2 separate regions of the Homo sapiens genome follow, and region 1 is linked to region 2. The links are chromatin loops, found by intact Hi-C in ENCODE. Cell type or tissue: lower leg skin. All regions are shown on one strand. Each heading gives the region's core, and the rest is flanking DNA. Links, peaks and the distances in the headings are about the cores only.

The links. A loop is a pair of places that touch in the nucleus more often than their neighbours do. Peaks named below come from ENCODE experiments on the same cell type or tissue, not always from the same donor. Only the 100,000 strongest peaks of a DNase experiment are listed, where the experiment ranks them.
Region 1: it touches region 2 in a loop (8-fold over the local background); 100 of 110 quality-filtered maps call a loop at or near these places.

What each region holds. Positions count from the first base shown.
Region 1 is chr5:64,631,859-64,644,416 of GRCh38, reverse strand. No RefSeq gene overlaps it. Among named protein-coding and RNA genes, the nearest start is that of SHISAL2B, 52 kb to the left of the region's middle. RefSeq lists an enhancer at 6,918-7,087. In lower leg skin, for the core only: no CTCF peak of the experiment used is centred there; no DNase peak of the experiment used is centred there.
Region 2 is chr5:64,779,727-64,792,284 of GRCh38, reverse strand. CWC27 (CWC27 spliceosome associated cyclophilin) reads right to left here. Exons shown (of 14, transcript NM_005869.4): 3 at 10,252-10,364; 4 at 8,306-8,449; 5 at 6,706-6,804; 6 at 5,658-5,761; 7 at 3,265-3,334. Among named protein-coding and RNA genes, the nearest start is that of CWC27, 17 kb to the right of the region's middle. In lower leg skin, for the core only: no CTCF peak of the experiment used is centred there; a DNase peak (open chromatin) is centred at 7,684.

The DNA.
Region 1 (12,558 bases), core at 3,025-11,024, 150 kb after region 2:
AGGTGTGAGCCACTGCGCCCGGCCGGAATTCTTTATCCTAAGGAAGTCAACCCACATGCCAGGCCAAATGTAATTCAGAGAAAGGTTTTCATAATGATTTTATAAGTGCCAAAAATACAATAGCTAATACTAAAATAGCATGTACTATATGCAAGTTCTCTGTTCACCTTAATTCATCTAATTTTCTTTGTGATCCTATGAAATAAGGACTGCTATTATCCTCATTGTACAGATGGCATAGCTGAGGCAGAGAGATGCTAAACAGCTTGCTTAAAGAAGTAGCAGAGTCAAGATTTGAACCCAAGCAGTTGGCCTGGCTCCAAAATCCATGCTCTTAACTGGTAAGTCTTCACTGCCTACCATATAATTTTAAAAAATCTTGGTTTACAAATTCCACTCTTCTCCTGCCAAAATACCATAACCTCTCACATGACAAAGCTAACGAGGGTAGACAAAAAAAGAATAGAGTCAGGAAAGTTTTTTCCTTTCCCTCTATCCTGGGATGTCTCTAAGTCTGTAAATTCTTGAATGTCTGGTATTTCCTGCTTTTTAAGATAACATTTAGGCATTCATTAATACTAAAGGATCTAGGACTCTGCTATACATCTTATTGGCACATATCAACTATCAAACATCTTGAAATACATATATTTCAAGATATAGCTGTGGAATGAGTCCCAGGTCCAGAACTATGTTTATTAAGGTAATTATTCTAACCCAATTATGACAGAGGGTAAGGCAGATATATTCTCATTCACTTTCCTTTGAAAACTTCCTTTAGTAAAAAAATGGGGAAAAAAGCTAATTTAAAGACTGTCTGCCCTTCGTGAGTTTACCAGTCATCCTATTTTAATATTTTTCATTTCTCTTTGATGAGTATAAGTATGATGAATATATAATTATTTGTATTTCTTCCCGTTTTCCTTACTGGACTGAACAACTAAAGGGCAAGAGTGTATCATATCATAATTCCACATTACTTTGCACAATGCCGTGTCCCTTAAAGATGTATTGAATTTGGTTGATTAAAGACATTAGGTAGATGTTGCATCTGTCAAGGTTTGAGCAGAAAGTAGAACAAAAATTAATAATAAGAATCAAAAGGAAATAGAAAAAATGTAAAGAAAGGACTGTGTACAGAGATGTGGGTTTAGGTAGGATGATGAAACATACACAGATGTTATGGGCTGAATGTTTGTGTCACTCTAAATTTCCTGTTGAAATCCTAACTCCCAATATGATGATATTAGGAGATGAGGCCTTTGGTAGGTGGTTAGGTCACGAAAGCAGAGCCCTTGTGAATGGTATCAGTGACCTTATAAAAGAGACACCTTGTCTCCTTTCGCCACCTAAGGATACAAGATGGCAGTCTGCAACCCAGAAGAGGCCCCTCACCAGGAACCGACCATGGTGGCACCTGTATCTCAGACTTCTGGCCTCCAGAACTGTGAGAAAAAACATTTCTGTTTATTGAGTCACCCATTTTATGGTACTTTGATATAGTAGCCTGAAAGGACTAGGACAAGGGACTAGTAGGCACAGGAAGCTGTTACCTTCCCTGGATATGAAGGGAAAAGGAGAGGGTGTGGCTACTGGAATCTGGTGAGAGCTATAGCTATAGGAAAAAGGCTGCCTAGCAAAAGTTGTGAACTTGGGTCAGGGAACACAGCCACTGTGGAACTGTTACCTACCTAGAGAGAGAAAGAGAAAGAGAGCTGGTGGAACAGTCACCTGGACCTCTTTCTCTTCCTGTAGTTAGGTCTCCTGGAAGAGCCTCCCAACAGACAGAGTAGAAACAGTTGAAGAGGAATCTGGAAGGGCACATGGAGAACATGCAGCAGAAGGTATATAACAAGGTTCATGCATTCGTTCAACAGCAATCGGTCACTTAATATGTGCAAAGCACCAGACTCTGTCATGTGGGAGAAACAAAGATGAAAATGGCACTATTCCTGTGGCAAGTGGTTATTTACATTTCGGAAAGGATTCCTAATGGATTGCAGTGAAAGAAAAGGTTTCAGTTTTTTAAGTGTTCCTAAAAGTATGTGCACATGTTTAAAATGGACTTGTAATGGAAAGCAATAGTTTGCTATTGTTATTATTATTATTATTATTATTATTTTGAGACAGAGTCTTACTCTGTTGACCACACTGCAGCGCTGTGGCAGCGATCTTGGCTCACTACAACCTCCATCTCCTGGATTGAAGCGATTCTCCTGCCTCAGCCTCCCAAGTAGCTGGGACTACAGGCTGCGCCACTATGCCCGGCTAATTTTTTATTTTTTGGTAGAGATAAGGTTTCACCATGTTGACCAGGCTGGTCTCAAACTCCTGACCTCAAGTGATCCACTGGCTTCTGCCTCTCAAAATGCTGGGATTACAGGTGTGAGTGACCACGCCTGGCCTAATTTGCTGTTCTATCCTACTCACCACCAGTCTTTCTTCTTAGAGGTTGAATTTGCTTAGTTCTGATGATAATCTCCAAATCTCTAAAAATATGCTTACACTTAAATTTTGGTTGGGCACCTGTAGACACTATTAACTTCCTTTCATGGATTTTTCTCTGGAACACAGCTTCAGAGAAAAGGCCTTCATTTAATAACAGCAGCAGATCCCCCTCCTATGTAGATATAGTTCTCTACCCAGTCACCCCAATTTGAGGTCACTATCAACTGAGAAACTGCACCCAGGCTTGCAGAGCCTCCAATCAGCTCTTAGTATCTCATACTTTTGCTAAAATTTAATTTTAATTTTTTCATAGCAATAGATGAATCGTTTCAAAAATCAGTTAGTATTACAATGCTTATAATGAAAAAAACAAGTCCTTGTTCCCTGTACTATTCCATTTTCATTTTCCTTTAGACAAAGGTACTATTTTCAAATCTGTTAGCTATTTCTTCTAATATTTGTCGCTATATATATATATATATATATATATATATATTTTTTTTTTTTTTTTTTTTTTTTTGGGATGGAGTCTCACTCTGTCCCCCAGGCTGGAGTGCAGTGATGCAATCTTGGCTCACTGCAAGCTCCACCTCCCAGGTTCATGCCATTCTCCTGCCTAGGCCTCCTGAGTAGCTGGGACTACAGGTGCCTGTCACCATGCCCAGCTAATTTTTTGTATTTTTAGTAGAGATGGGGTTTCACTGTGTTAGCCACGATGGTCTTGATCTCCTGACCTCATGATCTGCCCGCCTCGGCCTCCCAAAGTGCTGGGATTACAGGTGTGAGCCACTGTGCCCGGCCTGTCACTATGGTTTTAAATATATACTGCTAACATTTAGATACCTACACATCAAAAATATTCATAGCAGTATATAGATAGCATTATGTTTACAAAATGCTTTTGTTTTTGTTTACAAGAATTTTCTTTACAAAATTCTTTATTTTGTAAAAGAAAATAAAATTCTTTATTTTTCTTTTTTCTTAGCCTTTATTTCTTCTGCCTTTTCATTCCAATATCTTCACACCTCTAGCTGACATTTCCAAACGAAAATTCAATACTTTAAGGATTAACCAATCATAGTAGAGCAAAAGGAATGTATCATAATGCCCACAAGCATTTAATACTTGTACTCTGGAGATATACATAAACTACATTAACAAATTTATGTTGTTTGTTTTAGGAAATTTTAAGAAACTATTGATTTAAAGATAGACTTGTATATGAACATTTCATCAAAAGTTATTTTGTTTTCAGATTCCTATTTATTAGTTTATATGCTTTTTCGTTCTTCTCCAATATTGTATTCACTCTTTTTTTGATACAGGGTCTCACTCTGTTATCCAGGCTAAAGTGCAGTGGTGCGATCACAGCTCACTGCAGCCTCAACCTCCCAGGCTCAAGCCATCCTCCCTCTTCAGCTTCCTGAGTAGCTGGAACCACAGGTGCCTGCCACCACACCAGGCTAATTATATTTTTGTAGAAATGAGGTCTCACTACATTGCCCAGACTGGTCTCAAACTTCTGGGCTCAAGCGCTTCTCCCACCTCAGCCTCCCAAAGTGCTAGGATTATAGGCGTAAGCTATTGCACCTGGCCATATTCATTCTTTAAAAACACCCAATATTCAATTTATGACCTACTGTGACATGAAGATTATTTCTTTATTTTCTGCCTTTGCATTTTCTAAGTTTTTCTTCTTTTTAATTGAAATAAAAAATGTTATAGAATATATTTAGGATCCAAATGAGATATAAGTCTACGGGTATGTCTCTTTATCTCATTTGGATCTTAAATGTATTCTATAACACTTCATTTATTTTTTTCCCGGAAATATCTATATACTCTAGGTCTGTGTGTTCAACAAATTTGTAAGAAGAATATTATGTTCCAAAGTTGTTTTTAAAGAACCAATTCAGTTCCATTTCTGAATACCATATTTCCCTGTCATTACAAAAATCCTTTTGAAAGCATTCTTTCTACTAAATGATTTGGTATGGTGTCTATTTTGAGCATATGAGCAAGCACAATTATTTCTAAATCAGAGCAAAGCTACAGCTGAAAATTCCTTTAAATTCTGTAAGCCTTTAGTAGAGTTCATATGGATGTCCTCATCACAGAACAAAGACAAGGCACTTCAATTCAAGAAGCTTATGGAGTGGCACATACATAGTATAGGTAAATATAAGACAGATGGTATCGAGAGCCAGAATGTGTGATACAGGCAAGCAGTGCTTATAGGGTTTCAAAAAAAGAAAAAATGGAGATATCAATGTGGGCTGAAGTCATTGAGGGGAGGTTCCATTGGGGAGCCTTGAGCAGGGAGAGTAATCAGGAGAGGACACTGAGAACAAGAGACAGTACTGTGGCGGGGTGAATGGGGCAGGGTAGGGGAGTTGGGGAGAGTTGGTATTCTGGGAGATCAGGAAGACACAGACTTGCATACATTGAGTTGGAGCAAAGAGAGCTAGAATCGAACCAATTAGGCAGGGATACTGTGAAGTATGGCATTGGGGGTAATTTTGATTATAAGGGTGTCTTACTACAGATGCTCCTGGGGACACACAAGCCTCATCTTTTGGTATGTTGGCCTTAGAAAAAATGTTGCACGCTGTGCACCAGCAAAGTTTAGCCAGGACAAAGAATTCTGTATTTTGTGGAAATACAGAGTGGTTTGAAGTAGAGACAACTGAGTGTCTCAAAGATAGCACAGGGCAGGCAAGCTCCAGGCAAAAAAGACTTGTAGTTTTTCTGTGAATTTTCACAGGGTCAGCCCAGGTTGCTTCAGGGTTATTTGTATCATTCATCCCCCCTTGCCTCACCTGCCTCCCAACCCCATTTTCCCCCTTTCCTCTGTTGCATTCTGGTCATGCGAGAAGATTTAGAAAAGACTAGAACTGTATTTGGAGAGCCACTCACACCAGATTTGTGACTAGTCATGCACAATTCATTAGATTTTATGTTTATACCATAATGGTGAAGCTGCAGATGCTGATATGAAAGCAATATAAATATATTTTAAAGTGCTTTCAGATAGTGCAAACTTTGAGTTGCTAAGACCATACAGAGTAAAAATAAACATCATGGGAGTGAGGATTCTCTGTATTTTCTTCCCTGTAGGCTGAAACAGATCAATTTACTAAAAAGCAGTTTATCAAAAGATTTGTTTGCTGGAAAACCAATTTGCAGAGCACCAGTTTGCCAAATAGTGATTTATGGACTAGCAATTAGCTGATTGAGTAATTTATTAAAGGACCTATTTGCTGAATTATCAATAGAGTAAAAACTTTTTCTATAAACTATTACAGCAGAATGGCATATTAACTTATTCTATCAATAAAAGTGCAAAGAAAATGTGGTTGACAATTAATCTAATTTTTCTTATATGCATCCCCTCCCTGACTCCTACTCTCTTGGGTAGTGTGGGCCAGGAGAACTGCAAGTAAGGATTTATCATTCTATTCTGATTTCAATGGTTTCCTTTTAGTCTCTGACTTTCCAGTAAGTGTTTCATCGTTCACAGTTCTTCGCCCAATGCCTTGTCCCTGGCAAAGGTGGCTCTTGGGGTCCTGGTCTTATGTTCTTGAGGCAATGGCGGGAAGGAGAGGGGACTGTGATCTGTGAGTGGATCTTTGTGCTCCCTGGCTTCTGCCAAAATAATGGCCCCCTTCCATCTTGTCACTGCTCCTCCTGCTGGCTCCCATTGCTGAAGTTTACTGACGAAGCAGGCAACCTTGTGGTCTAGTTTCTCTTTGTCTTGTCTTCTCTGAGGTATTGTCCATTGATTCAGACCCACCTCAGCGGTCAGGGATATGGCGTTTCCCCCTGACATCTGGCTGTGAACTCCCATTTGGTTCTCACTCTGGGTAGTTGCCCTGTAGACATGGCTCGCACTGTAGGATGAGCCCAAGAAACCTATCAGTCAGCAGCATTAACCCCTTTGTGTCCTACCACATGCCACACGGAGCGACAGCAACTTTCCATATCCCCGGGAGCTCGGGAAGACTTAGCAATGCCCCAATGCCATGTGACCTTATAACCCTTCCAGGTTTACTCTGAAGTGGCTGGAGCTGCTGAGAGGGCCATTCATATGATTGTGCCCCCCTGGAATTGTGTGATGCAGGGGGGTAGCTCTGTAAAGTCTGCAGCTTTCTCTTCAGACTGTCTAGCTTGCTCTTCTTTGATAGCCTAGAAGTCAGAAGTCAGACAACAAATACTGGAAGTCTTGCTTTCTGTATTTCTGTCCTCTTCTCTTCTCCATAATCTCCTAGTGTCTGAAAGAGGCCAAATTGTCACTTCCCCCTGGCTTGTTAGAACTTCTCCTCCATTCTATCCTTTCCTGAAGGGTATTCTCACTCCTCTCCATCCTTCTCTGGGGGCTATAATGACAGAATGGCTCTCAGCCTGAGAACTTAATTTACTGGAGAGAAGAAAGGAAAAAAAACCCCACCCTATCAGCTTGATATTTTCAAAACTTCATTTTCATGACATTTTCTCCCTAGTCCCCTCCCTCCACACAGTTGGATACGTGGGGCTCACTGCCTGTGGAGGGAGCAGACTTTACAGCAAGACTTGAGGTTACACAGAGGGAAGTGCCCCGGTGGGGCCACGTCAGGAGAGAGGAACACGAGGAAGCCGCAAAAAATCATCAGCCATTGACTCCAGTTGCTGATGTGGCAGTGTGACATGAGGCAAGGAACGCGTTGGTAAGAGAGCCACAGGCCATGTCACGTCTGACACCCATCTCCTCACAGGATTTATGTGGGGATGCCATCTTTGTGAGGAGGCTGGGGAGGAACATCTGAGGGGCAGCATGTCGCTGAAAGGGCCATTTGTACTGAAAAGAAATGGTTGAAACTGAAGAGATTAAGATATGTCAGGGTGGGTGAAGATTAGAAAAATAAGAAAGCTACATTTACTTTTCACATTTGAAAGTAGTTTGAGTGAACTTGTACAATGACTTTAAAAGTTTATAGCCATTCACTTTTCATAGATGCTACCCCATGTTCAGTGTACTTTTTGGAATAACAATTTATTGGTTATTTAATTTCTGGCATTGTGCAATTTAATTTCTGGCATTGAATAACAATTTAATTTCTGGCATTGTACAGGTCACAAATATCAAAGATTTTTTGTGACCTGTACAAATATCAAAGCACTTTTTGGAATAACAATTTATTGGTTATTTAATTTCTGGCATTGTGCAATTTAATTTCTGACATTGAATAACAATTTAATTTCTAGCATTGTACAGGTCACAAGTATCAAAGATTTTTTTTCTTTTAAGGAGGGCATTGGCGTCTTTATCCCAAAGTATTTTCCGTTCAGTCTTTTGGCTTTCCTAATGCGCTTAATGACTTTGCTTTCTGGAGTGGGACAGAAGGCAGCAGAATCACAATGATGTCCAGGGAATTGTGTCTGGGGTGGTTTTCCCACATTTGTGTACATACCATCTACTTTGTGTGTGAGCACATTCACACATACACTCTCCTGTCTACCTCAACTCTGAGATCCCACTTTATTTTTAGGTTCTTAGGGGCATGTTAATCTTCACATATCCAAGAGAGTTTAAAGGGTGAAGCAAGGAAAGACTGACCATTTGTGTATATATATTCAATGTTGATGAAGTGCTTACGTATCTGAAATATGAAAGAGCTTGGTTTTGCCTTACGCCATGTTAAGGTAGAGGCAAGCAGAGAAAGGTTCTTCTCTTCTGTGCACAATATCTTTCAGTTCCTGTACTTTGCTGTCCCCTTTCAAAAAGTCGTCTCTGAATACTAAAACTTCATGGAAGTTTGAACCACGCTGACACTAGATGAGAAAATGATACCAAAATGGCTGAACTATTGAGTCTGGCATCAACAAGAGTGAGTCCAAAGATTGTGTCTTACCTAGGAAACAGCAGAAAAGATTTTTTTTCCTGAGCAAAACACAAAGCTGAATTAGAATTTAACAAAAATTTATTGGCTAGTATTAAGTGTAAGGTGGTGTGCTGGGCACCAGTTGGAGGAGTTTTCACAGTGCTGTTGGACAATCAACAGGTAACCAATGGACAGGTGACTCAGGAAGCTCATCACCAACTGTCCAGGTTTGCTTGGGACTGAGGGTGTTCCCAGGACGTGTGGCTTTCAGAGCTAAAACTGGCAAAGTCGTTGCCAAACCAGGATAAGTTGGTCACCCTACTTATCAGACAACCTCAGCTCCAAATTCTATGATTTTAACCCCAAACCTCTACTGGATCACAATAACCTGTGATATTTAAAGTGTTATTGGACCTGTAGATACTTGCTTTTTGCTAAGCAGATAAGAATTTTTTGCAGGAAAGAATTCTGGTCTTTGGAAAACTGGTTATGCTGCTTACTGGAGCACATGAACTCATAATGTTTTATGTATGTCATTCATAATTAATCTTTGGACTTTATTACATAAAATGAAAATAATCATCACACTCATTTTTTGTGAGGATTCAGTGAAATAATGGGAGAGATGGTGTTTTTCATACTTTAAAGTACAATGCAGATGTGAGATGCTATTATTTCAGACATGCTCCTGTAGCAATAATAGAATAATACAAAACAAAAAATTCATTTTTTTCAATCTCTTATGATAAAGTTTCCCCCTCAACATGTTTTATAATTTAGCAGAATTAAAAATATGTGAAGATACGGTGAAGCACAAGGTATTATTGTACTGCCATCTTGAGGGCATATTGTGAACTACACTTGTATACTTTAAATTGTTTTTCAAAAGCAGTGGTGTTATGTTTTAAATGTATCAGCAACAGTAATTAAGACCATTGGCATAGAGTCTGAAGGCCTCATTAAAAAGCTACTAGTCAATCAGTCATAAGGAATCACATCAAAAATGACTAGCACCAGTCACAGAGCTATGTTTATGAATGAGGCTGGTCTTCTGGAGTGATTAACTGTTAAGACTGGAAGGGACATTATAAGTCAGTTCTTGCAGATGACTTCCTGTCTGCTTCCTGCGCTCACTTGGGGATTTAGCAACAGGAAGAGTAACAGATTTAGGCCTGAGAGATGCCCAGGAAGAGGGAATAGGCAATCTCTGGCACAAAAGAGAGACCGCAGACATCCGGGCTCAACACACATGTATGTATCATCTATGTATCTATATGTGAATGAATGAATGAACAAATGAAACTCTTGTGTCAGGGTCTTTTTTTTGACTCCAGGCTGTCTCTGAGTTCAAGGTAGAAATCAGAGAATCATGCTTATAGCCTCCCATTCTGGGAATATGAGTGCTGGCCAGTGTCCTTCTACCTAATGAGATGGGAAAGTAACCTTCAGAAGACTGGAATTGGAGGAATCTCCTTTTAAATCATTCTCTGGCTTCCTTGGGCTCCATAAGCTGTGCTTCCTAAGGAATCTAAGCAGTATCAAATAAGAGAATCAAAGGATTCAAAGGATTCAATACTGAGTTGGGAGAATGTTTGTTGGGAGGAGGAGAGGACAGGAGAGGAGACAAAAGTCAAGAGTTGTGCTTTTGTTTAGCTAACTCAATCCCTTGTGTCACACATTAGAACTTTACAAAGATTCTTTGCTTGGCCAAACTTTAGTCAGGCTTCTGAGCTTCTTCCTAGGCCCATCTGTGTACTTCCTTGTAAAAATCCAGGTGTAGCAAAGAACTTGCTATGTCAGTTTAGCAATAACCCTTCATCCTTGACCTCTGATCATCCTTGATCATTCTCCACCATCTTCTGGATGATGTCTGATCAGCCTGGCTGGTCTTCAGCAAGAATCCTGTTAGATTGGTTTAGCCAGAATCCCTCCTACCCCTGATGCTTCCTCTCAGTAATTTTCCATCCTCTGACCCCCACCTTGCTCCCTGGCTATAAATTCCCACTTGCCCATGGTGTTTTCAGAGTTGAGCCCAGTCTCTCTCCCACACTGCAAGATCCCATTGCAGTGGTCCCTGTACCTACCATGATGGTCCTGAATAAAGTCTATACCATATTTTGACAAGTATCGTTTAATATATATTTTTAACAGGCTTCAGAAGATGTGGCTGCCTTTCCCCCCAACTCTCATGTTCTACTCAATCTGTGCAGAGTCCTTTTTTCACTGCCACCCTTCTAAGACATACCAGCTTGCCTTTCAGGATAAAGGTTCTCAGATCCATTTCCTTCTTGTGTGGAGTTGTTGCACTTTGACCTGATGTGCCATGTCTAGAGTGGACAAGTGACTCCTGAATATCTTCTTCAGAAATATTATTTCTCTGAGCTTCAAGTCAGTGACTAGTAAAATAAAATGACAAAAATAGAAATATTATTTCTCACATCCACTACAATTTTGTCAGCCAAAATGACTAATAATATCAATTATTGGTGAAGATGTGGAGCACCCGGCATGCTCTGACATTGCTGTTGGAGTATAAAATAGACAACTGTGGAAAATTATTTCCAATGAAATTAAATATATACCTATTCTATAACATGGAAATTTCAGATTATATTCTACTTCTAGATAGATATCGAGAAGAAATGAGTACATATGTCCACAAAAAGAACATTCACAGCAACCTTATTCATAAAAGCAAAAACCTGGAAACATACAAATATCCATCAACTGGACAATGGATAAACAACTGTGGTCTATTTATACAATGCAGTCTCAATAGTAACAAAAGGACAAACTACTGGTGCATGAAACAATGTAGATTATTCTCAAAAACCTTACGCAGAAGAAGTCAGACACAAGAGTTCATATTGTATGGTGCCATTGACACGAAGTTAAAGAACAAGCACAATTAATCTGTGGGCACAGAAATCACGATATTGTTTAACTTTTGTAGGGGAATGTTGACTTTATAGGGTTACGAGGAGAACTTCATAGAATGAGATCGAAGTTTTTATATATTGGCCGGGTACAGTGGCTCATGCCTGTAATCTCAGCATTTTGGGAGGCTGAGGCGGGCAGATCACTTGAGGTCAGGAGTTTGAGACCAGTCTGGCCAACATGGCAAAACTTCATCTCTACTAAAAATACAAAAATTAGCCTGGCCTATGATGCATGCCTGTAATCCCAGCTATTCGGGAAGCTGAGGCATGAGAACTGCTTGAACTCGGGAGGCAGAGGTTGTAGTGAGCCGAGATCGTGCCACTGTACTCCAGCCTAGGTGACAGTGAGACTCTCTCTCTCTCTCTCTCTCTCAAAAAAAAAAAAAGTTTTTATATCTTGATTTAGTGGTGATCACATGTTGGTGTATAGAAATTGCAAAATTGTTAAGCAATAAGATTTGTACATTTTGTACTTCATGTAAATTATGGCTCAGTAAGGTACTGTTAAAATCTCCTTTCCTTTCCTTCAACTCTTCTACCAATTAGAATTCCATTTAGGTTTACTAGCTCCTCTTTTTAGATCATACTGATAGGGTTAGGTCAGCCTGGAGTAGTTTGAGGAAGCAGGCGGGAGGTAGGAAATTTCCAAAGGCAGCCGCCTCCACTTTGTAACTTCAGTCAGGAGTCAAGTGGTGGCAACTGCTTCAAATGTCACAAAAGAACATCTCCACCTACTCCTTCTGTACCCGGATGGATGTGGCTAGAGAAGAAACACAGCTGTGCTAATTTAGTCTCATATTACATTTTTCCCCAGAAGTCTCAAGTGGGCCCTCTGCAAATCCTTGCAATTGTATTATATTTCATGAGTAAATTTACTTTCCTACTTCCAAAAATTATTTCATGCCCTAACTCTCTCTCTTCAAATCAACAGCACCCTCTCAGCTCTGACTTTGTTTCTTATTTCATTGAGAAAATAGAAGCAATCAGAGGAGAACTGCCTCATTCTTCCATCACCAAGTAGATCAGACTACCTGTATTTGTATTCACACAACCTGACTTCACTCCCATTTCAATGCATCAGTGATTATCAACACGAGCTATATGTAGAATTTTTAAAATGCTGATGCCAAAATCCCACTTCTAGAGATTCTGAATTAATTAATCTACTGTGGGACATCTATTTTTTTCTTTCAAAAAAAATCTCAAGGGATTTTAATATACTGGTGGCATTTAGAAACAGGAATTTAAAATTCCTGTTTGAGTCCCTACCTAAGGGCAAGTCCTCTACTTATAAAGTGGATCCTACACTCTCT
Region 2 (12,558 bases), core at 2,941-10,940:
CCCTCGCTTGGAAATTCTAATTTAGTGGGTCTCAGATAAGGCCTAGGATTCTTAATTTTTAAAAAATATGTCAAGTGATTTTTATCACCAGGAAAGTTTAACAAGTACTAGTCGAAAGAGCAGAGTTGGTGAAGGACAGTCATGAAAGCAGAATCTTGAAATAATAGGACAAGAAATTTGGCCTTATTTCTATAGTAAAGAGACAGTAAAAATAACATTTTAAGCTTCAGGAAGGCTGCTCTGGTAGTGGAAGGAAAAGAAGAGAGGGGAGATGGGAAACTGGTCTATAGACTACCACACCAGTCCAGTCTAGAGATAATGAAGGCTGAACAAGGGTAGTAGCAACAATAAATTAAAAGGAAAAAACAGATTTGAGATACATCTTGGATAAAAAATTGCCAGGACAGTGCAATGAAAAAATATATGAAAAATCACAATGGAATCTAAAGACCTTCTTTGGAAGATATTGACACTAGGGAATACAAAGTCACAAAATAAGAAGTTTGAGAAGAAAAAGATAGTGAGTTAAGACTTCCCCAGGGCTTGATAAACTAATGTCCAATAAGCAGCTGGAGAAAAGAAGAGTAAACCAGCCTAGAGATATAGACGTGAGAGTCAGATACAAGCATTTGATGATAACTTAATTACAAAGCACCCCCTACGAAAGAGCCAGATGAGAAAACTATGATGACACAATACTAGGATAATAATATTCATTTGATAATGAACGGTATTTGGGTTGTAATTTTCTTGGCAGAGAGAAAAGATTTTACTCAGTCCTTCTAAAAGTATTTAAAGTGTTTTTCAGGTTTAAGAAAGAAAAAAAAAAAGACAGCACTATCTGTGCTGCTATCCTTGTACATTTCAATCTGAAACGCAAATTGCTTTTGGAGTATAAGTTCACAATATTCAGTATAATGTAAACATACCATTTTTCTATTTTGTACAGTAGAAAGCAGCAGAAGGAAGATAATCTTTGAACATTTAACACATGCTGCTGTTACAAATAGAAAAAATTCAAACTAATTTCCTAGTCAAGTCTATCTCAAAGCAATTGTGAACAAAACTTACTTTAGACTAGAAATTTAACTTCAACAAAAAACTGACAGAAAAACTTTCTCCTGCCCTTGCTCTCCAAGGCTGCTCAACCTAACTATCCAGGACCCTGTGGGATTTAGGGAAGGACAACGGGCCAACTGCCTTCCCCAGCTGCCTTCTACCCCAGAATGCTACGCTACCAGTGAAATTTCTCACCAACCTTTGAGACGTCTTGGGCTTGAAGGAGACAGCTTCTACAGCATTCATAATCATATGAGAGACTTAACTAGCTAAAAAAACCCTCAGTTCAAAATTCTGATTCTACCACCTCTTAATTGCATGATCATGGATGAGTTATTTAACCCTCTCTGAGTTTCACTTTCTTTATTCTACAAAATAAGAAAAATAATATCTATATTGCATGGTTGTTATAGGGATTACATAAAATAAATAGTATAGTTAGCAGATAAGAAGATAAATTATTGTAATGCAGTAGGATAAATGTTTTGATGGGCATAGACAGATTATCATGGAAAGAAGTACCTAGCTTAGCCTGGATGGGAGTTCAGTGGCAGGGGGAGGTAGAAGTAGTAGAAGGTGATAGTAGACCTAAATCTTAAAGGAAAAACACTTTAAGGAGAGAGCATACTCCTGGCAAAAGGAAAAACAGGGGTGGGGGAACTGTGAGGAAAGTATGGGTATGCAAGGAAACTTGACATCTTTAGAAAACATCAATGAAAAGGAACCCTGGCAATTTCTAGATCTAACATTCATGGTTTTGTCCATTCACAAACATAACCACAGAATCATGACACATAGTAAATCATTTTGATGAGGCATAAATTTGAATCATAAACAATGCAAGACTAGTGCACTGACATCTAAAGAAGATGACTCTTCAGATATTGAGGTGACAGAGTGATTGGTGACGTTAAGGAATTGGGAAATGAAGTTTTTGTAAAAAAATGAATTTAGTTTTGACATCTAGAGACCTTTCCTAAAGCAACTCTGAACAAGGGATAAGAGCCCAGGAGAAATATTTGGCCTTATCTCCTAGAGTTTAGAATGTTGGTGTACAGGTAAATGGAAATTGAATCCATGGCATCAAATACATCACTCAAGGATACAATAAAAAGCAACAAAAAGTTATGACCAAAATATTTCATATACACACCATTTTAATTACATTTTAATGCAAGGGGTATTAAGTAGAGTGCTTACTAGGCGTCCAACATTAGCCTGCAAAACCGTGCTCACTAATAAGGGAACATATGGCTAAAGAAGTAAAAACAAGAATAATAATAATATGCTTTTAATTCAATGTTATTGTTAGAGTTGGTAAGAAATAGATAATTATGTTAAGCAAGTAAGGCTTATAGGTTATAAAGTTTTAATTACAACAATAAAGACTATAAACCTAATCCTTTAGTTCTCAGTATTCACTAATTTTCAAAAAAGAAAGGCATATCAGAACCTTTAGGAGTAGAAACCCTTGAAGACAGTTTTCTTGTAGTATACACACCAGAATTACTGCTCTAAACAATGGCATGACACCGTGTTTCAGTAATGCGTATTATGATGCAAGCAATATTGAAGAAAACCACATGTAAAGGCCTACAGGAAGGACTAGCAGAATAAAAAGGCCAGGAGGCACTGCATAATTCAAGGACATGGATTTAATAGTTACAAAGACCTGCGTTCAGTTCCCATCTGTAGCTACTTATTGGTTATGTTACTTTGAGCAAATTATAAACTATAGCTGAATGTATTCATGAGTAAAATGAGGATGATAATAATATCACCCATCTCAAAGGGCTGTAATGAGAATTAATGAAATAAACAAAATATATATAAATAACATTAAAATGAATATAAGAGTTTTGGTCTGTGACTGTTTATATCAGTAATGATAATAATCATTATCATCTAACATACTACCTGAAAAAATAGCAGTTAGGATCTGAATCATAAAGTCCAACCATTCAAAAAACTGCAAGTCTAGTTCAAACTGATTTTTTTAAAATGCCAACATTAAAAATAAATAGGATAATCTCAAAAGTTGCAAATATTACTGACCACAAATCAATTTACAAATTCAATGAACACTTACTGAGCCTGCCCCATGTAAAACATGCTGTGCCAGATATAGCAGGAGATACAATAGTGAGTAAGATATAGACCCCAATCTCTTTTGTAAGTTAGAACAAAGGGCAAATTAGAGATTACCTGACTAACTCGATTTACTTCCTCCTCTTCTTCCTCAGCTTCCTCTCCAAATGAAAGTAAACTAAAATTTCTAGTCCAAAAAAAAGAAAGAAAAAAAAAAAGAAAGAGAAAGTCAAATCAAACTTATAAATACCTTATTTTCAGAGCAAGAGAACAGAATTTACAAGAAGAAATACATTCTGACTGTTCTAAAAAAGACCATATTACTCAGTATTCAGCAGAAGTATTCTAACGATCTGTATTTTCAGTATGATGTTAAAGCTTTTGCCTCACAGCACCAATGTTTCCTATATTATACTAACTTTTAATGACCAAAAATCCCTTCTGAGCATTACCATTAAATTTACTGAGTAAAGCATGACAGAAATAATTAAGCTTTTTTATATTTATCAAAACTGGTAGCAAAATGGGGGTTTCTGAAAAATAATAAGTATATATCCCTGAGTGCTACAAATGGGAAGCAATTAATCTAGTATTTGGCAAAATATTTTTTAATATTTTAAAATTAATATGTATACAAAATTGTCAGACAAAAAAATATGAGCAATGAACAACTAAAATAGCCCACAAGGAGAAAAAACTAGGTTTGTCTCCTCTGATTCATCAAACAAAAGTAATCTCAAGTAAGATAAACAAGTTACTAAAACTGTCTCTCAAATAGAAAAATTAAAGATGTGGCAGTGAAACAGATTTTTTTTTTTCCCAAAGCCTAGAAGCAAGCAACGACCAACATATCATCCCCAATATATTTGCTGGAAACAAAAACAAAGCAAAACACACCAAAAAAAGACTTTAGAGTTTATTGTTAAGATAAATCATAGTGATGACGCACTGCATATGAATACAGTGACAGTGACCTTTCATCCAGAGATAGATTAATCAAAATAAGCTGATCAAAGAATTTTTAAAAATCAAATAAATAATTCCAATAAGCAGTTATTTTGCCACAAGGAATTAACTGCTTATTAAAGTGTCTGGCTCATATCTGACACTTTATAAAACAATTTAACTTTGTATTTGTAGGATATCAAGGAAAAAGACTAATAGGTATTGAATGCCTATACTACTGGGTGTTTTAACATACCTCTTCTCATTTAATCCTCATAACAACCAGGAGTTGAACTTATTCTAATCTCCATTTTATAGGAAGAGGTAACTGAAGCTTAGAAAGTTTAATCAACTTTGCCTTTTATTAACTAGGTTTGGCAGGATTATATCTAGAATTGATCAAATCTAACAATTATACTTACAATAAAATCTCTAATAAGGATCCTACGATTCAGTAAAAGAGTACGTTGAAATCTAACTCTGCAGTATATACAGACAGTATTAATAATGTAGAATATTGTCCAAAATACTGAAATTTATTTTTTCATTCCTATTTTTTGGAAAATTATCTTCTGGAAATAAACCAGAATACTGAATGAAACAGCTTTATATTTTAAAATATTTATAATAATATTATTTTTAATAGCAACATAAAAGGAGTAAAAAGTTAAATACAAGTTAAATTGCATAATGCAATCATGCAGTCATTAAAAATATTCTTTATACTTTACTTTCTATTTATACTGAGTGAGCACATATTAATTTTAAAATAAGCAACAAACAAGTTTCTCAACAACTCATTTATATAAATAATTGTTACAGGGATCATAAAATATGTATCTATTTATTAACACAGATTTCATGTGAACAACTGAGATGACATGTTTGTAGCTTAAGTTTAAGATATACTGCACCTGAATACAAGAGTTGCTCATTTAGGAAAACAAACAAACAAACAAACAAACAAAACCACTAATATGGTTTGGCTCTGTGTCCCCACCCAAATCTCATCTCGAGTAATTCCCACAATCCCCATGTGTTTTATGGGAGGGACCCTAGTGGGAGGTGACTGGATTATAGGGTGGTGTCCCCAAAGCTGTTCTCATGATACTGAGTGAGTTCTCATAAGATCTGATGGTTTTATAAGTGTTTGACAGTTCCTCCTTCCCACTCGCTCTCTCCCCTGCTGCCTTGTGAAGAAGGTGACTGCTTCGCCTTCCTCCACGATTGAAGCTTCCTGAGGCCTCCCTAGCCATGTGAAATTGTGAGTCAATTAAACCTGTTTCCTTTATGAATTACCCTGTCTCAGGTATATCTTTATAGCAGTGTGAAAACGGACTAATACAACCACACACTCATAATTCCAATATCTCTCAGTCTCAGGCATGTCTTTATAGCAGTGTAAAAATGAACTAATACAACCACACACTCATAATTCCAATATCTCTCTGGTTCAAACTGGCCTCTCCTTTGCTAGTAAACAATTACTATAAAAGGAAATATAGTAAACTAAATGAATGAGTGTCATTTTTCAAGCTGAAGAAAAATCTCTCCACTATGATTACTTTGTGCCTTTGGGTTTCAATTTCTTTACTTCCTCCTCTGGTTTCTCTTTTTTCAGCCTTTTAATTTCCCTTGGAATGATGTCATCAAAAGGATTAAACAAAACCTATGAAAAAAAATATTTCGAAAACATTATTCCATTTTTAACATTTCACAAAAAATCAAACCCCGTATGTAATTCCAGTGGTATAGTGTCTATATTTTTCCCCACATAAACATTATTAGTATAGTGATATATATTTACTACACAACATGCTTCCACTTACACGGCCTCACTGGATTCTCTCAATAATCCTATGTGCTATTAAGTAAGGGATATTTTATCCCCATTTTACAAAAGGGAAAAATATTTAAGAAAATGTAAATGATACACAGTAAACAAGATCAACTCAGATGCTTTGATTCCAAATCAAGTATTCTTGCTTCCTCAATGAAGGGTCATTCTTTTTTTTTTTTTTTTTTTTTGAGATGGAGTCTTGCTCTGTCGCCCAGGCTGGAGTGCAGTGGCGTGATCTTGGCTCACTGCAACCTCTGCCTCCCAGGTTCAAGTGATTATCCTGCCTCAGCCTCCTGAGTAGCTGGGACTACAGGCGTATGCCACCATGCCCAGCTATTTTTTTTGTATTTTTAGTAGACACAGGGTTTCACTGTGTTAGTCAGGATGGTCTCCATCTCCTGACCTCATGATCCACCCACCTCAGCATCCCAAAGTGCTGAGATTACAGGTGTGAGCCACCGTGCCCAGCAGATTACTCTTAAATTACCTATGAAGTCACTACTTTGGGCTAAATAAACCTAATTCCTTTAACTTTCCATTATGAGGTAAGCTTTTCAGTCATTGGATTATCAGATAAAGTTTCATCTTTGAATTAAAATCTTTAATTAAAAAAATTCTTAACTAGAAACGGTGCCCAAATAAATTAGAGATAAAATTTGAGTTGTGATGTTAACATAGTATAAAGCCTTAATCCAATAGTTTAAAAATACTAAGAATCAATTCCTCTTAAACGACAATGTAAGTGCTGTATCTCGTAATAATCATGCTCCTACCTCACAGCTTTTTATTTTGTGTGGATTATGTGGTCTTTCGTCATCATCAATGTCTACTTCTGACAGTCGCAACATGTTATATACTGTATCCCCTGTAACCTATCAAATTAAAAATATAATGTAATTGAAAATTATTGCACTCATCCTTTGAATTAAGAGAAAACCTTTGAAAACATCTTTCAAATAATTAAAAGAAAATTTCATGTGATTACATAAAAATATATGCATTTAATAATGCAAATAAAGCAACTTTATCTTAAAGGAGAAAAGCATGGATGGAGTTCAATCCCCCAATAAGTTTTTTGGAAATTTCCAATATATATTTAATGTAAGTTTTTATTAATAATATAATGCCAAATAATCTCCTACTGAATGACAACTTTTCATTCAAACATCATAAACAAATTTAAACTTTGGAATAGGATAAAATAAGCAAATAACAATAACAATGTGGTAAATGCTTTAGAGACATTATCTCATTTAATCCTCACAAACAACCTAAAAGTAGGAACTAATATTATCCTTCTACAGATAAGAAAAATGAGGATCAAAGAAGGTATAAAACCAACAGTGATGGCCTTTCTAACTTCTAACTATGCTACACATTGTCTCTGATGTGTTAGTTATATAACCCAATTGTAAAAACTGATGCAGAATGGCAACTTAAATCTCATTTTATTACACACTCTTATTTTTAAGGAATAAATGGAGGGAATCTATAAACATCAGACAGGCTGTGCTGGAGTGGCTCAAAAGAATGTGCCAATGCATATTTCCTAACCCACTGTTATTAATAAGTATTAACCAACAACATTGCAACATATAGTTTTAGTGTGATTCCTTTCATTCAGTGTTTTTCAAGAGTTTTAAAACAACACCAGCTTTCCAATTGTACTGAATTTGTTTTTTTCCCTTTCATCACCACAAAAATCCAGTTTTGCCCAGTATATGGGGAAACCATTCTTACTGAACCAGCAGAGGGCGCTGATGCACTAGTGATGTCCGATATGCCTAAGACTTAAAACATATAGAAACATATTTATGAGAATGGAGAAGAGTGAGAGAAGAAAACCTTCAGAATCCCTTTTTAAAGGGAATTGTTAAAAATTCTATAGAAAGGACGTTCCCTAATATGACATTAAATGTGAGCAGGATTAAATAGGTACTATTCAAAGTAATATTTACAGTAAGAAGTTTCAATGTCAACACAAATTCCACTTTAAACTTAAGAAAATCCATCATTAAGAAAATAAACTGTAAACTACTAAATATTATTACCTAAATGTCCTTCCAAAAGTGTAAAATCAATATTGGCTAAGTGGCACATTTTAGCTCATACCATTACTATGATTTTAAAGAAGGAATACACTAAAGTCACAACTAATGACTGAATTGAAAGATCCAAAAAGAACTTAGATGCTCCCTCATAGTGCACTATATTAGGAATATATTCCATCATTTTTGAAAATAATAAACATATCCTATGGAATGTTTTTACAAAGGTAGCTCTTAGATAAGTTAATCATATGTATCTTAGAAGTCTAAGGAATAACATAAAACCAAAAACTGAACCACAGGTTTAAAATCACTGGACACTAACCTTTCCAAAGATGGTATGCTTATTGTTAAGTTCATCTGCTCGACCCAGTGTGAAGAAAAACTGGCTGCCATTATCATGAGAACCAGCATTTGCCATGGCAACCAGTCCTCTCCGATTAAAACGCAACCGTGAATGAAATTCATCCTGAAATGTAAAAAGATTTAGTGAATGTCCTCAGTTATAAGACCCTTCATATGCAGTTATTCAACTTGACCTGCAAGGTCCCATACAACTTCTAATAAAAAATGCAGACATTTTACTTAATTGATTTTCAAGTATTTACTATTCTTTCAATGTTATTAAACTTGAATTCACTAGACTGTATCTTCTAAATATACTCAGACAGAAATATACCCTATTTTGTAGAAAGCTGCTTAGTTACATCTAAAGGAAGAGTACCCAAGGGGGAATGGATTTCTAAGTCATTTCCCTATTCTCATCCCAAAGTCAGCTATGCTTTTGAAATCTTCTATTATTTCTCCCAGAAAACTACCTTTGAGCCATTGCAGAGTATTCAATTATTACTCCTTCCCATCTCATTCTAAATGTCATTAAACAATTGCTTTGTTCTTGTTTTTTAATTCAAATAATCTACTATGATTGTGTTATGTAATTTTACCATGTCTTTTTAAAGTCCTAAGTTGAATCTTCTCTGAAATGGCACTGATTCTATTTGCCAGTTTTCAAAAGAGCAGGAACAAGCCTTTCTAAGGTGGTTTTCTCACCATGACAGGGCTACTTAACAAATATATTAGTCTCTTAGTTAACAGAATTTCCATCCAGCCTGATACAGAACTCATTTATAAATGTAGTCATGTTATATCATAAATGCTTTTCACAAAGGAAGATATTTTTCCTTAATAAATAATTCTCAAGAGATCTGAACTCAATGGATCATAACTCTGTATACTGTATTCAAAATGACCTAATTGAAAAATGTAACAAGATAACTGTATTACCTGAAAATAATGAAGCAAAAATCTCAAATTAGGAAGGAATTGTCAAAAACAGCTATTCTGTCACACCAAATAAAAGAATAAAAGAATGCTTCCGACTAGACGGAGTATCTAAAATCATGAGAAGTCTTACCATGGTAAAATATAAAATAGTCTAAAAGTGACATCTGAGACTTTTAAAATAACTATTCCACATTTCTAAGGCCATTATCATCTGGAAATTAAAGCTAACAGTTCAAGTATTTTCTTCAAGAATCACACAATGACTCATTAAAAGATGAAAGGAAAATGCAATCTATTCCCTTAATATAAAAACGAATTTTTCAAAAACTCCCATATTTTAAGAGATACCAATATTTACTCATTCAAAGAACATGATATTGGTGCCATCAAATTAATAACAAACACAACTTTTAGCTTTTACTTGAACCTGCTGTTGTTATTATCTTCACTATGACATTAACTCCTTTTCTTCTTAGATCTATGTTGGCAGTTAAGAAATCACTGACCTGTTCTTGATTAATGCATCTTTTACAGACAATTTATTTATTTATTTATTTATTTATTTATTTATTTGAGACGGAGTCTCGCTCTGTCGCCCAGGCTGGAGTGCATTGGTGCGATCTCCGCTCACTGCAACCTCCACCTCCCAGGTTCAGGCAATTCTCCTGCCTCAGCCTCCTGAGTAGCTGGGAATACAGGCGTGTGCCACCATGCCTGGCTAATTTTTGTAATTTTAGTAGAGATGAGGTTTCACCATGTTGGCCAGGCTGGTCTCAAACTCCCGACCTCAAGTGATCCGCCCCCCTCGGCTTCCCAAAGTGCTGGAATTACAGGCATGAGCTACTGCACCCAGCCTGATGTTTATATACTAATGTGAAACGTTTTTTCCTCTTGTGGAACACAATCATTTTCGATTAAGCAATCCAAACTGACTTGGAAATAATAATAACAACAAAAATAATAATAAAAATAATAATTCAGTCTTACTTTGAATGGCGCTCCATAGATAGACTCTCCACCACTCCCTGTGCCAGTAGGATCTCCGCCTTGGACTATGAAACCAGGCACAACTCTATGAAAAATGGTATTGTCATAATAAGCTGAAAAAAAAATAAAAATAATTTATCAATGTCTAAAATTAATCATCTCTACAGTTACCAAAATTAATACAGCTAGAGTCAAAAGATTTATTTTCCAGAATGTTAAATACGCTCCCCAGCCAAAACCTTTTGTATCCTCCTTCTTATAAAATAGTTACTTCTCAGAACAGCACACATTTCTACAGAAACCATCACTGTTGACTTCTTGTTTTTATTTCTAGGATTCTCTCAAACTCTGGACTGGTCTTCAAAACAGAAATTAGAGAGTTCTGATAGGGAGGAGAAGCAATATTGTGCCCCAGGGGACATTTGTCAATTTCTGAAAATATTTTTGGTTATCACAAATGGGGGATACTACTGGCATCCAGTGAGTAGGGGGCAGGGATACTGCTAAACACCCTATACTGCAAAAGACAGTTCCCACAACAGAGAATTACCAGCCCAAAATGTCAACTGTATGGAGACTGAGAAACCCTGGCAAAGATAAATACCTTATTTCCCACTGCTTCCTCTTTTCCTCACAGGAAATTAATTTATTAACACACAAACTCATAATATATCAAAATTACTTATTAGTTATAGGTCTAGAACCATCAATACACCCTCCTCAAGAAACTTTGAATAAATAAAACAAATAACACAATACATACTTGAGTCCAATTAGCTCAGTTTGCTAAATGATTGAAATAAATTATTAATATTTATATGTAATTCAAAAATATACAATTGGAGTATATAATTTAGAACTCATAAATATACAGGAGAGACTGTATATGACCTCCTATACTATATATTATCTGGAACCTAAAATCATTAGGATACTTCATAGAAGAAAAGGAAGTTAACTTGGGAATGGCAGAAGCATGGCATCTCAGTGAGGCAAAGTATAAGCGACAAATTGAGTGGGAAGCAGGAATTAGAATTTGCCTGAATAAGAGAATTTACATTAAGAAGTAGCAATAATGACCAACATGCATAACAAAAGATGCTCAATATTATTAGTCATTAGAGAAATGCAAATCAAAACCACAATCAGATACTACTTCACACCCACTAGAATGGCTAACATCAAAAACCTTAAAAGAATAAGTGTTGGTAAGGATGTGATGAAACTGGAACCCTTTTACATTGCTGGTGGGAATATAAAATAGTGTAAAAAGTTAAACACAGAATTAGCATGTAATCCAGCAATTATGATTCCGGTGTGTGTGTGTGTGTGTGCGCGCGTGTGCGCGTGTGTATACAAGTGATATATATGTTTATATATTAATATATAATTTATAAGTGTAAATATATATAGTTCACATAAATAATATATAATATATAAGTAATTATAGTTATAAGTAATTTTGATATATATTGTTTGATATATAAATTATATATAATATATATATCACTGTGCACATGATCAGATTTGCTTTTACAAAACATCATATATTTATATATATTGTTTCTATATATATCCAAAAGAATCGATTGTTTATATATATATCCAAAATATATATATTTGTATATACATCCAAAAGAGTTGAAAACAAGTACTCAAATACACACAAATGTTCATAGCAGCACTATTCACAAGAGCCAACAGGTGTAAACAATTCAAATGTCTATCAATGGATGAATGGATAAATAAAATGTGATATATACATATGATGGAATATGACTGTCACAAAAAGGAATGAAATACTCATACATGCTACAAAATGGATGAACTTCAAAAACATGCTAAGTGAAAGAACCCAAACACAAAGTCACATATTGTCTGACTCCATTTATAAGAAATATCTAGAATAGGTAAATCTGCAGAGATGGAAAATAGATTGGTGGTTGCTGGGGGCTGTGGGTGGAGGAGGGGTATATTAGTCCATTCTCACACTGCTATGAAGAAATACCCAAGACTGGATAATTCATAAAGGAAAGAGGTTTAATTGACAGTCCCACATTGCTGGGGAGGCCTCAGGAAACTTACAATCATGGCGGATGGCAAAGGAGAAGCAGGCACTTTCTTCAGGCAGCAGGATGGAGTGAGCGCAAGCAGGGGAAATGCCAGATGCTTATAAAACCATCAGATCTCATGAGACTCACTCATTATCACAAGAACAGTAAGGGAGAAAATGCCCCTATGATCCAATCACTTCCACCTGGTCCTGCCCTAGACATGTGGGGATTATGGGGTTTACAATTCAAGGTG